2 separate regions of the Homo sapiens genome follow, and region 2 is linked to region 1. A link is an interaction called in ENCODE POLR2A ChIA-PET data of the cell type or tissue named here. Cell type or tissue: Caco-2. All regions are shown on one strand. Links, peaks and the distances in the headings refer to the core of each region. The heading gives the core; the rest is flanking DNA. Region 1 holds the start of CIMAP1C (ciliary microtubule associated protein 1C). Region 2 overlaps UBE2Q2 (ubiquitin conjugating enzyme E2 Q2).

Region 1 (6,961 bases), core at 1,098-5,097:
ATAATAAATAAATAAGATGGTCACTTAGGCCATCCTGACATCAGGATGGCAACACAGTGGTCATCATGTAAAAAACCATAATGTCATCATAACATTCCCCTTGGATTACCCCCAGTTGCTACAGTGTCAGCATCCAGACATTGTCCCTCTGACAGCGACACAGAAACATTCTGAGATCACTACAGTCTGTGAGCTCGTTCGCATGACAATATTGCATCCACAACAGGAGCTCCATGTCATCATAACGTCACCTGGTGACATGCTGCATGTCATAACATTGACTTCAAGACATGGTGATGTCAGCATTGCAATGTCGGTGTCTTGCAGGGAGATACCGGCATCCAGACATTTCCAAGGAGGAAGTCTTGACCCTTTGCCCCTGCCCAGGTCCTAAGGGTGCACCCCACCCCCCAACCTCCCAACCCCCAACATCTGTCCATAACCCCATCTTACGCAGGTTGGAGATGCGCTCCTCCATGGGGACCTGCGGGCAGCTGGACATTCCAAACCGAGTTATTTTGGGATCCAAGAGATAGCAAGGCCCAGGGCTGCTGTGGCACACCATCCCTGCAGGGCAACCAAGGAGAGGGCCTGGTCAGCCCCAAAGGCTGCCCCACTGAGCACCTGGCCTGCCTCCAGGCAAGATCTCCCTCCCACTTCAGATTCTGTGGCTCCTGGGTGTTTGGGGACCCTTGATTTCCTCATCTGTAAAATGGGACTTTTAACACATGACCTGGTATTTTCAAGAACTTGCTCAGAGGAACAGTAAAATAACAGCTGCCCAGCAGCTTGGGCAGCCACCCACCCAATCAGGGGTTGGGGCCAACGGGGAGTAATAGCCCTGTGGCTGCTGTGGGCATTCAGCAAAGGCCCAGCCAGGCCAGGGGCTTACCTTGCTGAGGTGGGTATTCTCCCCAGGGAAAGGCCTGACAGGCACCCCAGATCTCAGACCCCCGGGTGCACGCCACCACACCCTGCCCAGCAGCATAGGTCATCTGTGGCCTCTGCTTCTGCCCTTCCAGTGGGTTCTAGGCCACCTGAGGAGCTCTGGGGGCCACCACTTCCCCACTGGCCTCCTAGCTGTTCCTGCCTGGCCACAATGGCAAGTGACCCTAGCAGAGCATGGCGACCGGAGCTGAAGGGCCCCAGCCAAAGGCCAGAAAAAGGAGACTCTGCTGTGCCAGCTGGACAGGGCCAGGATCCCCTATAGGCTCCCTTGGGAGAGGCGGCTAGGGGATGCCCATGGAGTTGCCCCACCCTCAATCCCCGCTGGCTTCCTCTGGACCCAGGGGGCCCCTTGAGTGTCTCAGATTCCCAGTGGCTACAGAGAATGGCTCCATGTCTCTCCCCTCAACCTCCAACAACAGCTCCAACCCCAGCCGGATGACTGGGGTGGCAACGCTCACGCTTCTCTGAGTGCCGGCTATGCAGGGTATAAGCTGGTGCCTTGAACATGGAGATGTCATGATCTATGTAGCCCGTGCAGGATGGCCGGAGGTACTTGGCGGGCCCCGGACCTGTAAGGATGGACAGGACAGCCCTCAGCCTGGGCCCACCAGGTCAGAGGCAGGGGAAGCCCCAGTACAGCGCACCATGGGAACATTGGGGGTATTTGTTCTTGCTGCTATCGCACTGCCACGAGCCCAGCATCCATCCAGCTGCTTCGTTTGGGGGAAGGCAGTATTTCCAGATAAAATGCAGTTTCCCTTGGACAGACAATGCATAATAAGAAGCTAATAGTTACAGTTAATTGAGAACTTATTCTGCTCCAGGTTCTCCACTAGGCATCCGACGTGGATTATTTCCGTTAAGCCTCTGAACAATGCTGTAAGGTAAATGCTCTTGTTTTTCCCATTTTACAGAATATTGAGGCTTAGAAATATCTACCCACATATCACAAACTAGTAGTGTGAAGATTCTAAGACCATCATCCAGTAGAACCCAAACCTTCAATCCCTGCACTAAACTACTCCCACTTAGAGCACTAGTCAGTCATTACCAACATAGTAAGAATTAGCGTCTGCTGTCCCTTGAGAGTAAAATTGAAGGGAAGTGAGGAAAGCTAAAGCTAGGACAAAGGCTCCTAGTCTTTTTCCAAAGCGGGCCTCACTGCAAGTCCCATGCTCCCCTCCTCCCCCACCCACTTGGACAATCCCAGCAGCCAACACTGCCTGTGAGGGTCAGCTTGGAGGCTCAGGTCTTCTGTAAGGCTTCAAGGAAGTTGGAAGGGGCTTTGCAGGAGGCAGGCTGGAAGGAGTCCTGGAGAGAGGGGAGGGGGCCCAAGCCCAGGGTGGGGATGGCTCTCACCTTTGATCTTGGCCATGATGACAGGGGTCTGCTTGACCTCCTGCCTTGAGGGCAATGGCTCCTTTTCTGGGTGCTGTGCAAAGTACACAGAGCTCCTGGTCCCCTTGGGCAGTTTCATGGCTGGGGCTGGGCAGGGAGCAGCAGCAGCTACAGCAGGGTCTAAACAGCAGTCAAGGGGCTAGAGTATCCCTGCCTGAGACCCCCCCATCCCCCACCCCAGACACGGAGGAAGCTGGGAAGGAAGACAGTTCTCCAGCTTGAGCAGCTAAGGCTGTCTGGGGCACAGTCAGCACAGGCCCCAGCAGGCTGGAGCTGGAGATGACGTCACGGCAGAGCTTGGACTGTGAAACTCGTAGTGTTTATTTCCCCTGGTTGCCATGGCGCCTGAACTGCGGCGTGGAAATTCTATGCTGGGAGCTTAGTTATGGAACCCTGACTATCCCACTGTCCCCCATCACCAACCAGGCCAAGTGGCCTGGGGGTCCCCAGGACCCTGGGTCAGGGAAGGGAAATGGAGAGATGGTGTTACGTATCAGCTAGCGCTTCACTCCCAGTGGGTGCCCTAAGGTTGGGGAAAGGAATGGAAAGGGTTGGTGGGTCACGGGTGAAGGGTTTGTGCAGCACACACAGCCCCCTGGGGGCTCTCTACCCCCTGCCTCTCCCACCTACCTCCCAGGCTCTGGACATGCCCTCTCTTCTGTCAAGTCTATTTTTCCCCTGGCAAAATATCAAGTCAATTATCACTAAGGTGTGACTGTCTGATAGCTCCTCCCCAGAATCCTATCCCAGGGTGTGGTATCTTTAGAGATCCATGTCTAGCTCAATGGATACAAAAAGGAGTGGGAAGCAAATAAAGGAGGACAGAGGGGTGGTGCTGAGCCTTCAAGGGGCTGCTTCCTGTGCCTGTGACCAAGAGCACTCCCTTGGCAGGGGAGCAGTTGGAGTTGGAGGGCGGTATGAGAGGACACATAGAAGGGGAGGGAAGGCAGCCAGCCCCATCTGACGGATGGATGAGCCCCAGGCCTGAAAACATGCTGGGAACCTCTTCATTCCTAAGAACCCAGGAGGCTTTTGGGGGCCTGGGGCCTGTCACCTCCACTGTTCGTAACAGACTAGGGATTTGACCTGAACCGGGTCAGCGGTGTCCATCTCAGGAACCAGATGACTGCTGGCTTTAGACAGGGGTGTCTGTCACCACCCCAGTACACAGTTAAGAAAACTGAGGCCCGGAAAGGAACAAGGACTTGCCCAAAGTCTCCTACTACATCAAAATAGCAGAGATGGAACCAGGACACAAAACCCAGGGCTCTCCTTGGATCATAGTCTCTGATTGAATAGAAACCAAGCCATGCTCTGAACGCATTCCAGTCAGCAGGCACAGCGAGGGCTCAGAGCAGCAGGTAGGACAGGCATGCAGGGTGTCCAGAAGCCCCTGAGGGACCACAGGCCTCAGAACAGAGGACAGGGGCCCAGTCCCCCCAGCAGCAGACCCTGTGTGCCCCCATATGCCCATGGGGCAAGTAAACCTCTGATTTCTGGGTAAGGGAGGGCTGAGCCAGGCTGGGGGGTGACCCAGCCTCACTGGCCTCAGGCCAGGGCCAATGCTATGTCCTCAGCCCCATCCGCGTCAGCTTTTCCTGTAGGAAGCTGCGAGCCCTGATGGTATCCCAGTGCTGAGAGGGGCCGGATCTGGGGCTGGGACCCCCACCTTCCTGGTGAGCGGGCAGTCTCCAAGTATTTCAGGCCCGGGGAGCCTCCTGCCTTCCTCCCTCACTGCTTCTGCCCCATCATCCTGGTGCACAGCTCTTCAGGAAACTAGGCCACCCCGCACCCCAGCAGGTCACAAGCCACTCCAATTTGTTCCAAATGCTTCCTTTCCTCCAGCTCTGATGGAGACCCAGCTCACCCCTGGAGGTGGCCCTCGGCCCTGTCCAAAGCTGGCTGCTCCGACATTCACATCCCTCATGCCTCAGAGTCCACAGTGCCGTGGGTCTCTGGCTGCCTTGGTCCCCAGACTGTGCCCTCCCCATCAAATGCCCCATTCCTCTGGGGCACTGGCATCCAGGTGTGTCCCCCTTCAGCTCCTCAGGGCTGCCCTGGGTCCCTACTCATAAACCTAGCAGCCGTGGCTCGAGGCCACCTCCACCCCACCCCAACTCCTGCCATGACCCTGATAGCTCAGGCCTCCCCAGGGACCACCACCAATGCCCTGGCCTCCCCGTTCCCAGACCTCCTCATGTGCAAACACCTCCACTCCACTCCCTCACAGGCCGGTCCCCCACTGCAATCCTGGGCTTCTCACCACCTCCCACAGCACTGACAGCCAGTCTCTCTGGGAGGCCATCCCCTGCCCCCCATCTCTGAGACCCCAGTGCTGACCCTGCACTCCCTGCACTTCTGCGTCATCCTTCAGGCCCCTCCAGCTTTCACCACCCTCCTCATCCAGCCCCTTTCCTGGAACATCCCAGCACTGCGTCCCCCAGGTCTGCGTTGTCCATCTGCATCAGGCAGCTAAAGCTGTCAGGACAGTCTCATGGCCAGAACCTTGGACCTGCCCTCCTCGCCACCTGCCACCCACCCCCACCTCTGGGCAGCCTGCCCTCCCCCTCTCCCCCACCCCCAGGGATCATCCCCTGCATGGCTCACTCTCCTCTGTTCGCCTGGCCATCCTTCCGGCCCCCCCATCCACCTGCCCCATCAGGCTGGGCTCTGACGAGTACCCCCCATCACAGCCTCAGAACCGCCATGTCTTTTGTCATCGGCTCCCACGTCCCGCCTGGGACACTGTGGATTGCACCCCTCTCCTTGGACTTGCGCCTCTCATCTGGCTCCCTCCTGTCACACTCTAGATATCCTAAGTCCCCTCTATCTATTCAAACTGTCCCCCAAGCCCACATGCTTCTCCGTCACTGCCTGTCCCTCTCTGCCCAGCCCACAGACCACCTTCCCCACAGAGGTGTTTTCCAGTCATCTCCATTCTCACCTCCCTCTCACACTTGACTCAGCCTGAGTTGGCTCCAGGCCCACTGCTCCACCCGAAAGAGGCTTAACTCGACGCCCGCCACCTGCAGGTGGCAGCTGCTTCCAAGGGACACTCTTCATCCTCTAATGCAATAAATGCCAGCCCTGCCTCACTCATGCTGCCCCTCCTGCTGGCTCCAGGACGCCCTCCTTCTTTCCTTCTGTCTCTCGGCTGCCCCTGCACTGGCTTTCTTCCTGGCTTCCTTCCTTCCTCAACCTGACCTTTCAATGTTGGCGTATGCTTATTCATTGCAAAGGGGAAACAGTAACTTTATAGAAGAGAGGCCTGGCAGGCATCACCTCAACCAAGTGATACGAGTCAACATCCCAATGATTGCACAATAGATGTGTGCCTCTTGGTTTTGTTTGTTTGGTTTTTTTGTGGGGGATTTTTGGGGGAGACAGAGTCTTTTGCTCTGTCACCCAGGCTAGAGTGCAGTGGCGTGATCTCAGCTCACTATGACCTCTGCCTCCTGGGTTCAAGCAATTCTCCTGCCTCAGCCTCCTGAATAACTGGGATTAGGGGAGCCTGCTACCATGCCCAGCTAATTTTTGTATTTTTAGGAGAGGCAGGGTTTCACCATGTTGGCCAGGCTGGTCTCGAACTCCTGACCTCAAGTAATCTGCCCTCCTTGGCCTCCCAAAGCGCTGGGATTGCAGGTGTAAGCCACCACGCCCAGCCAGTTATGTGTCTTTTGATAGGCTGCGTGAGAAGGGCACGGCATCACTTCCTAGGCATTCCTGCCACAATACAGAACCTGAATTTAATCATGAGGAAAACAGACAAACTCAAACCAAAATTCACCTAAAAGAACTGGCCTGTACTTGTCAAAAATGGCAACATCATGGAAGACAATGAAACGCTGAAGAACCATGCAAGATGAATAGACACTCAGAAGAAAGCCGAGGTTTTCTTTTGTTATAAAGGATATTTTTGGGAAAATTGGCAAAGCTGGGGAGAAAAAAGTCTATGGCTTAGTTCAAAGTATTGTACCAATGTTAATTTCCTGGTTTTGATCATTGCACTCCAGTTATGAAAGAGAAGGTCCTGTTCTAGGAAATACTGCTTGAGCCCAGGAGATCGAGACCAGCCTGGACAACACAGTGGGACCCTGTCACTACCAAAAAAGAAAAAAAAAAATAGCCAGGCACGGTGGTGTGTGCCTGTAATCCCATCTACTCAAGCAGGAAGCTCCCTTGAGTCCAGAAGTTTGATGGTGTGGTGAGCTCTGATGGCACCACTGCAGTCCAGCCTGGGCAGCAGAGCGAGACCCTGTCTCATTTTAAAAAAAAAATTAAAAAAGAGGAAAAACTCACTGAAATATTTAGGAATAAAGGAGCATTATGTCTGCAACTTACTTTCAAATGGTTCAGAAAAATAGAGAGAGAGATGGCCGGGTGTGGTGGCTCATGCTTGTAATCCCAGCACTTTGGGAGGCCGAGGCGGGCAAATTACGAGGTCAGGAGATAGAGACCACCCTGGCTAACACAGTAAAACCCCATCTCTGCTAAAAATACAAAAAATTGGCCAGGTGCGGTGGCTCACGCCTGTAATCCCAGCACTTTGGGAGGCCAAGGCAGGCGGATCACAAGGTCAGGAGATCGAGACCATCCTGGCTAACAAGGTGAAACC
Region 2 (6,961 bases), core at 1,537-5,536, 130 kb before region 1:
ACCATCTGGACCATTTTTACTGTTTTAGTTTTTAGGTTTCTTTTCCCTTAGGCTAAAGAAACTGCAACTACACTTAGGATCTCATTATTAGGTTAGTATTTGTCTAGTAAACTTCAGCATAAGCCAAGAAACATACATGTCTTCACTCTGGACTGAAACCCCTCAAAACCATATTAAGAAAATTACAAAAACAATTAACTGAAATCATGTTTTTAATCTTGTAGATGAAAAGATATGATACACTGTAGATCTAAGTACCTATTTCAATGGTTCCCAAAGTGGGGACCTCAGACCCCCAGGTCCAAACTATTTTTACAAGAATACTAACATGTTGACATATGCTGTAAGGGTGCAGATACAATGGTGGGTAAAAACGCTGGCACTTTAGCACAAATAAAGGCGGTAACACCAAACTACTAGTAGTCATGGTATTCTTCACTATGCACAGGAAAGGCTTAAAAAGGAAGGGCAACAAAAGGTCAGTTTCATTTAAGAATGTCTACGATAAGGCTGGGAATGGTGGCTCATGCCTGTAATCCCAGCACTTTGGGAGGCCGAGGCAGGAGGATCACTTGAGCCCAGGAGTTCAAGACCAGCCTGGCCAACAGGGTGAAACCCCATCTCTACAAAAAAAAATAAAAAAATTAGCTAAGCATGGTGGTTGCACGCCTGTAGTCCCAGCTACTAGGGAGGCTGAGGCAGAAGGATTGATTGAGCCCAGAAGGTCGAGTCTCCACTGAGCTGTGATCACGCTACTGCACTCCAGCCTGGGTGACAGAACAAGGCCCTGTCTCAAAAATAAAAAGAATGTCTATGATGAAGCAGTGAAAATTTTACTACATCTGAATCCTTGAATATGTCTTTTTAATATTTCAAGTGATGAAACGGGAAGTATACATGAGCATTCCTACAGACTGCCTGAGAAAAAACCCTTGTGTGACTAAGTCATGAAGTGAATTAACCACTTAAATGGAATACCATTTTTACTTGAAAGGATAACTGACGATGTTATTTCAACTTGGGTTTTTGGCAGTCATTTTCCTCAAAAAATGAGATTCTGTCATTTCAAGGAAAACAACAGACAGGCCATAATAAATTTCAATAATAAAACTGCTAATAATAAAATGCAAGTTTTTGAACAAAAAATTAGAATTTTTGAAAACTTGTATCCACCACCGTTTTCCAAGAATATCCTGATAACATTGATGGCAATATTGATGAATGTATTTTGATACTGTAAAATCAAATGTATCAACATTTAGAAGATCTCGGTGAACCACTATTTTCTAAATGACCAATGCATGATGTTATAATATCATACAAGGGTAAAAGATCCAAAGTTCAAGAAAGACCAAGTTTTGATAGAGCATCAAAAAAGAAGCCTAGGCAACATGGCAAAACCCTGTCTCTACAAAAAAATACAAAAAATTAGCCAGTAAGATGGCCTACACCTGAGTCCCAGGAGACTGAGGGTGCAGTGAGCTGTGATCACACCACTGCACTCCAGCCTGGGCAACACAGTGAACCCCCATCTCAAAAAAAAAAAAAAGAAGAATATCCAGGATTATCTAAAATGGCCATTAAAATATTCACAATTTTTCCAACCAGGTATCTGTATAAGGTTGGATTTTGTTTACATTATTTCAAGCAAATAGCATACAACAAATTAAATGCAAAAGCAAATGACAGAGCAAACATCAATGAAATTTGCAAAAAATTTAAGACTGTGCTACTATTCTATTTTTTGGCTTAGAAAATTTTGTTTCGTAAAAGCACATTTATAATAATATGTGATGAGTTTTTAAAGAGTTAATGTTTTAAATATTTCTGATTTAACTTGTAGTGATAAATACCAATAGACGTAACTTACATAAACCAAAGCCCTTAAGTGCTGAATATATTTTCAAGAGTGTAAAGGAGTCCTGACCCCAAAACTTTGAGAACTGCTGCCTTCCCCTCCACTTTCCTTCCTTCCTTAGAATTCTTTCCTTGGAAGAAACATCCCTTTGCCATTCTATATTAACTTACATAGTTCCATTGAGACCAGTTTTGCTACCTCCCTCCCATCTTTCCTCCTCCCTCTCTTGACACAAAACCTGACCAAAGGACTCTACCAGCCCACCCCATTTCCAGTGATTAGCTGTCAGGTGGGCTAAGCCAAGAAAATCTGGGTTTTCCCTGAAGCTAGACCTCTAGTTCTGGGAGATCTGGAATCACAGGGACAAGGATGGCCACCTTGGGGTGGTCAGAATTCATCTTGCCTACACGTAAGGAGTAAGTTATAACACGGATCTACAATATTGTTGAGTGAAAAAGCAGATTACAAAAAAATCTGATTTTTTAAGGGAGAGGGAACACACATAAGCATCGGAGAAAAGAGATGAGCAGATAACTGGAAAGATACAAAATTCTGATAGTGGTATATTCTGAGTGGTAGAATCATATCTCCTAGTTTTGACTAAATTTCTTTTAATGTCTTACAATAAGAAGGTTTTGTTTTCCATATTATAAAATATCCACCACGCCAGGAAACTTAACCTTCAGCACAAACTCTACATCATGTTCAAGGTTTGTTCAGTTTAACATTTAAGAGAGAATCTACTTTGAAAGACATCTAAAATAATGACCAATATTTAAACCTATGTATTAATATTTTCAATCTTTCACATGCTTTAAGTTTTGTAATTTTGATAAGGTTAACTAAGCTTTATATCTATCTTGAAAAGATAAGTTTGCCTACTATTTCTCTTTAAAATAAATATGACCTATGGTATATCAGTTTTTAAACAGTGAATGGTGCTCAAAAATCCCAATACAAATTCAGGCAGTTTTCCCGTACATAGAATGTTTAAGTGCTTCTAGCACCACTCTTTTTCACCACAGTTATGAAAACACAGAACAATTATCTAAGCATCTAATTACTCAGGTCCTTTGTTCCTCATCCATTCTATTAGTTTTATAGTAATTCTAAGGCCTGTGAGAATGAAGTTGTCTGTGAAGCTACCATAAACATTACTGTAAGTGGACAAATTTCAAACAAGTTCATCACCACTACCATCCCCACCATAAAACTGTCTTAATGGAGGGAAACACAACTCAAGATTAACCAAACCAACCTCTTTACCTGTCACTGCTCAAGAAAAAGATTTTTTTGTCTTATTTAGAAGTAACTTTCTGTATCTATTTTTCTCCATAAATCCACTGAGACCATTGTGTGGCTCTATCTCAAGCACCAGCAACCAAAACTGGTTGACCAGAATGGTCAGTTTTTGTATCTTTCCAAATGTAGGACACAGCTATCTTCAGGGATTTCATCATTTTTTTAAAACTGATGCACAAACTTCTGGAAGGTTCAGAGATAACAGCAGTTGTAATTCTTCTGAAGGCCAGTTATGGGACACATTACTTTCATAGTTTGCTGTTCAATAAATGTGGGGTGGAGAACGAAGTAAATTGACAGAATTAGCATATAGTACCTTAATAAAATTCTAACTGCTCTGACAACAAAAGATACTTAAAATGCATACACATGGTTCCCTGCTAATCATTTTACAAATAAACAACCAAGTAGCTAACCTAGAGCCCACAAAAGCAGAGTAAAAATTCTAACACTTGTTGAAATAAAAATGTTCATATACCCATGATAAAAAGAAAATGCTTAAGTATTCAAACACAAGCAGCAAATTACAGCTACTGAGAACATCATTGTAAGCAAACTGAGGCACAGAAAAAGGTGCTGATGAGGATCTGAACCACCTAAGCTGCAGAAACCCACTGGGTGGTTTCCTAGGTTCCAAGTTGGGATTATCTTTCAGAATCTTCTAGAAGAGATCACATAACACTGTTACAAAGGATCTGGAAAAAGGGACCCCTGCTTTATCACTCTGGCTCTCCAGTCATGCTTGACATTTGGCAGTGACTATCTCCATTCAACTCAATTCCCCACCCCTCAACTAGCTGACATTTATCAAATACTACCCTTTTCCAGGTCTAAATATGTTTAACCAAATTAAAAAAAAAAAATCAAGATACTAAGGGATATACTATTCACAAAAGGGAAACCTAAGTCTTCTCTTCATATATCTGTTCCTTTCAAGGACAGGTATAAAAATGGGGATGAGGGAGCATAAATAACCACCAGGAATTTGACCCTATATTATAAATTGGTCAGATAAACGAAAACAATGATTCTTCTGGAATGAAAGTACCACTTAGGTGCTTAACATGACAGTTCTGATATTTCCAAATGCTCTTCCATGAATTCAATTTGGAAAGGTAATCTGTCCCAGGAGGGCAAACCAAAGAGAAAAGTCTTAGGCTCCTTAGTCCAGGTTTATTTCCTTTGTACAACTTTGACTGGACTACTTTTTAATCATAGTAAAGACTAGAAAAATGCAAGATGAAGTTAACAGCATTGCTTTATTTCCCACAAAAACCTGTTATAAAGCATTTTCAAAATAAAGTGTTATTCAGCCACAAATGACACCATCGCTTTTATATTTGTAGAACATAATATCATTGCCAAAGAGCTTTCCTCTATATGCTCTCTTGCAGTGCAAAAAAATATTATCTATAGTACACAGAAACACAGTAAAAGAAGTGACTTACTTAAGCTCCTAACTACTAAATAAAAGCTAAACTTCTCACTTCCTCCTAGATTCACAGCTCCAACATTTTTAAAATTTAGTATCTTGCTGTTGGGGGTAGGCACTTTTTGGCAATAATGAATAGAAATTTAATTAACCAATCAAAAACAAAGTCCCACTAAAAGCAGCCTAGCAAACAGCCACTTATACGCAGAAAGGGTAATCATTTATGCTCTACAAGTAATATAAAAAATGAAGTTTCATTTGTTTACTAGCTAATTTACTTCCTGGGGGAGATTTTTCATTCTAAAACAGTGATTTCCTACCAAGAATGCCCAGATGCCAAAAAGTCCATAAAAGGAGTAATGGAGTTGCCAAGTTATGTTAAATACTTCAAAACGACTAAAGCCATATACTAGCTCCCAATAAGGCTGCTTAAAACAAGCTGCTTTGCATTTCGGTGTGATTGTAACAACTAATTAGACGGCAATCAGGTTAGTTTACTGAAGATGGAAAAACTATACTTAAGTTTGTATAACAGGCAATCTTTCATATCATGGCTTCACAGAAAAGAATAAAAAGGACTCGAGGTTGAAAAAGAGCACTCTTTTCCCTTCATTATTTAAGATCAGGACAAATTTATAAAACAGGAAAAGAATTAGCTCAATTCCCTTGGCCTACAGAGTAAAACATCTACTCTGTTTTGGTCTTTTTCACTTCTTACACTCTCATATGAAGTCAATTTACAGACTTCCATCAAGCCCTTAGAGACCTTTTTGTACTATCCATGACAAGTTATTGATGTTATCTCTGCACTTTTGACAAATTCTTAGCAGTTAACTTACAAGGCAGTTAAGATTTTTGTTCAAATACAATACAGCTAGAATAGCGCTATATACTCAAATATTTATGAAGCATTTATTGAGTGGAAGATAAAAAGCACAAAGCATAATTATAAAATATTCTCCCCTGCCACCATAAAAAGAAAAATTTAAAGGCTTACAGAATACAGCATAAGAAAACATGACCAAAGCAAAAATAGTAAGGACTAAAGAAGGGAGGAAGGGGAAATAACAGCATGAACTAAATATGACCCAGAAGAGCCTTGACGGATGGTCAGGCATATAAAGACAAATGGGGTAAGGTTAAGGGGTGGAGGTCAGGGGCACATTCTACAGGGAGAAATACAGCTGATACAGAAACCTGAAAGGAAAAGCCAGCAGAGCACCTGTACAGGACTCTTCAGGAACTAGCATGCACGTGTGTAAAAAACAACTTAGTTTCTCAAACATTAGAGAAACTGCATAAGGATGTTTCTTGGTAAGTATAAAGAAAACAAGTCCTAGCATGTAGAATTCAAATATTTGAACTGTCTAAAGAGGAAAAGTTAAAGAATAAGTCAAACTCATTACCTTTTCCAGAGTTACAACTTTAGAGAATAACAAATCATCGATCAAACCAAATCATTTGAAATCCAACCCCATTTTTCCCTTGATCTTTCCCTTCTAAGCAAATGGTATCGACATGAACAAGCCATGTCATTTTATCAAAACAGTCATCCATGTTTAAAAGAGTCTTTACGGCCAGGAACGGTGGCTCACTCCTGTAATCCCAGCACTTTGGGAGCTTGAGGTGGAGTTCAAGACCAGCCTGGCCAACATGGTGAAACCCCGTCTCTACTAAAAACACAAAAATTAGCCGGGTGTGGCGGCGGAAACCTGTAATCCCAGCTACTCGGGAGGCGGTGGCAGCAGAATTGCTTGAACCTGGGAGGCGGAGGTTGCAGTGGGCCCAGGTCACACCACTGCACTCCAGCTGGGACGACACAGCGAGACTCCGTCTCAAAAAATAATAATAAAAAATAAAAGAGTCTTTTACCTTCAAAAGATACAAGCAGAAATATTTACAGATGAAGTGATCTGTCTGGAATCTGCTTCAAAATAATCTAAAGTGGAGTACAGATGAAGATTAGCCAAAAGTTTATCATTGTTGAGGCTGGCTACATTACACTGTTCAACTTTTGTACATTTGATGATTTTCCATAATAAAAAGTTAGCAGACATTTGTACTGAGCAGCTGCCATGATAATTATCTCCTGATAGTCTGTCATATTTCACTAGCAAGTCAATTTTAATAGTTTCTACCTAGCGGTGGGTGCCATTACACTAGTCCTCACTAAATCCTCCTTGTACTGAAAGTGTCTCATTCACTTCTTGCTCCATTTCTGTTGCCACTGCCTAATCCAGGTCATCACTCCTTATTTTTATCTGCAGCAGACTCTTACCAGCCTTCAATATGGTTCTCGATGGGGCACCAGTGGCACTTTAGGTGGGATAATTCTTTGCTGTGGCAGACTGCCTGAACGTTGCAAAACA

Evidence for each region. ChIA-PET counts read pairs that join two places held together with the same protein. Peaks named below come from ENCODE experiments on the same cell type or tissue, not always from the same donor. Only the 100,000 strongest peaks of a DNase experiment are listed, where the experiment ranks them.
Region 2: POLR2A ChIA-PET joins it to region 1 with 6 read pairs; 7 of 35 experiments call an interaction of 5 or more read pairs at or near these places.

The regions. Positions count from the first base shown.
Region 1 is chr15:75,719,664-75,726,624 of GRCh38, reverse strand. CIMAP1C (ciliary microtubule associated protein 1C) reads right to left here and starts at 2,584. Exons shown (of 4, transcript NM_175881.5): 1 at 2,308-2,584; 2 at 1,407-1,517; 3 at 454-567. The coding sequence starts at 2,425. RefSeq lists an enhancer at 2,345-2,514. In Caco-2, for the core only: no CTCF peak of the experiment used is centred there; a DNase peak (open chromatin) is centred at 2,634.
Region 2 is chr15:75,845,724-75,852,684 of GRCh38, reverse strand. The region is part of intron 1 of UBE2Q2 (ubiquitin conjugating enzyme E2 Q2); the gene reads right to left. Among named protein-coding and RNA genes, the nearest start is that of UBE2Q2, 5.8 kb to the right of the region's middle. In Caco-2, for the core only: no CTCF peak of the experiment used is centred there; no DNase peak of the experiment used is centred there.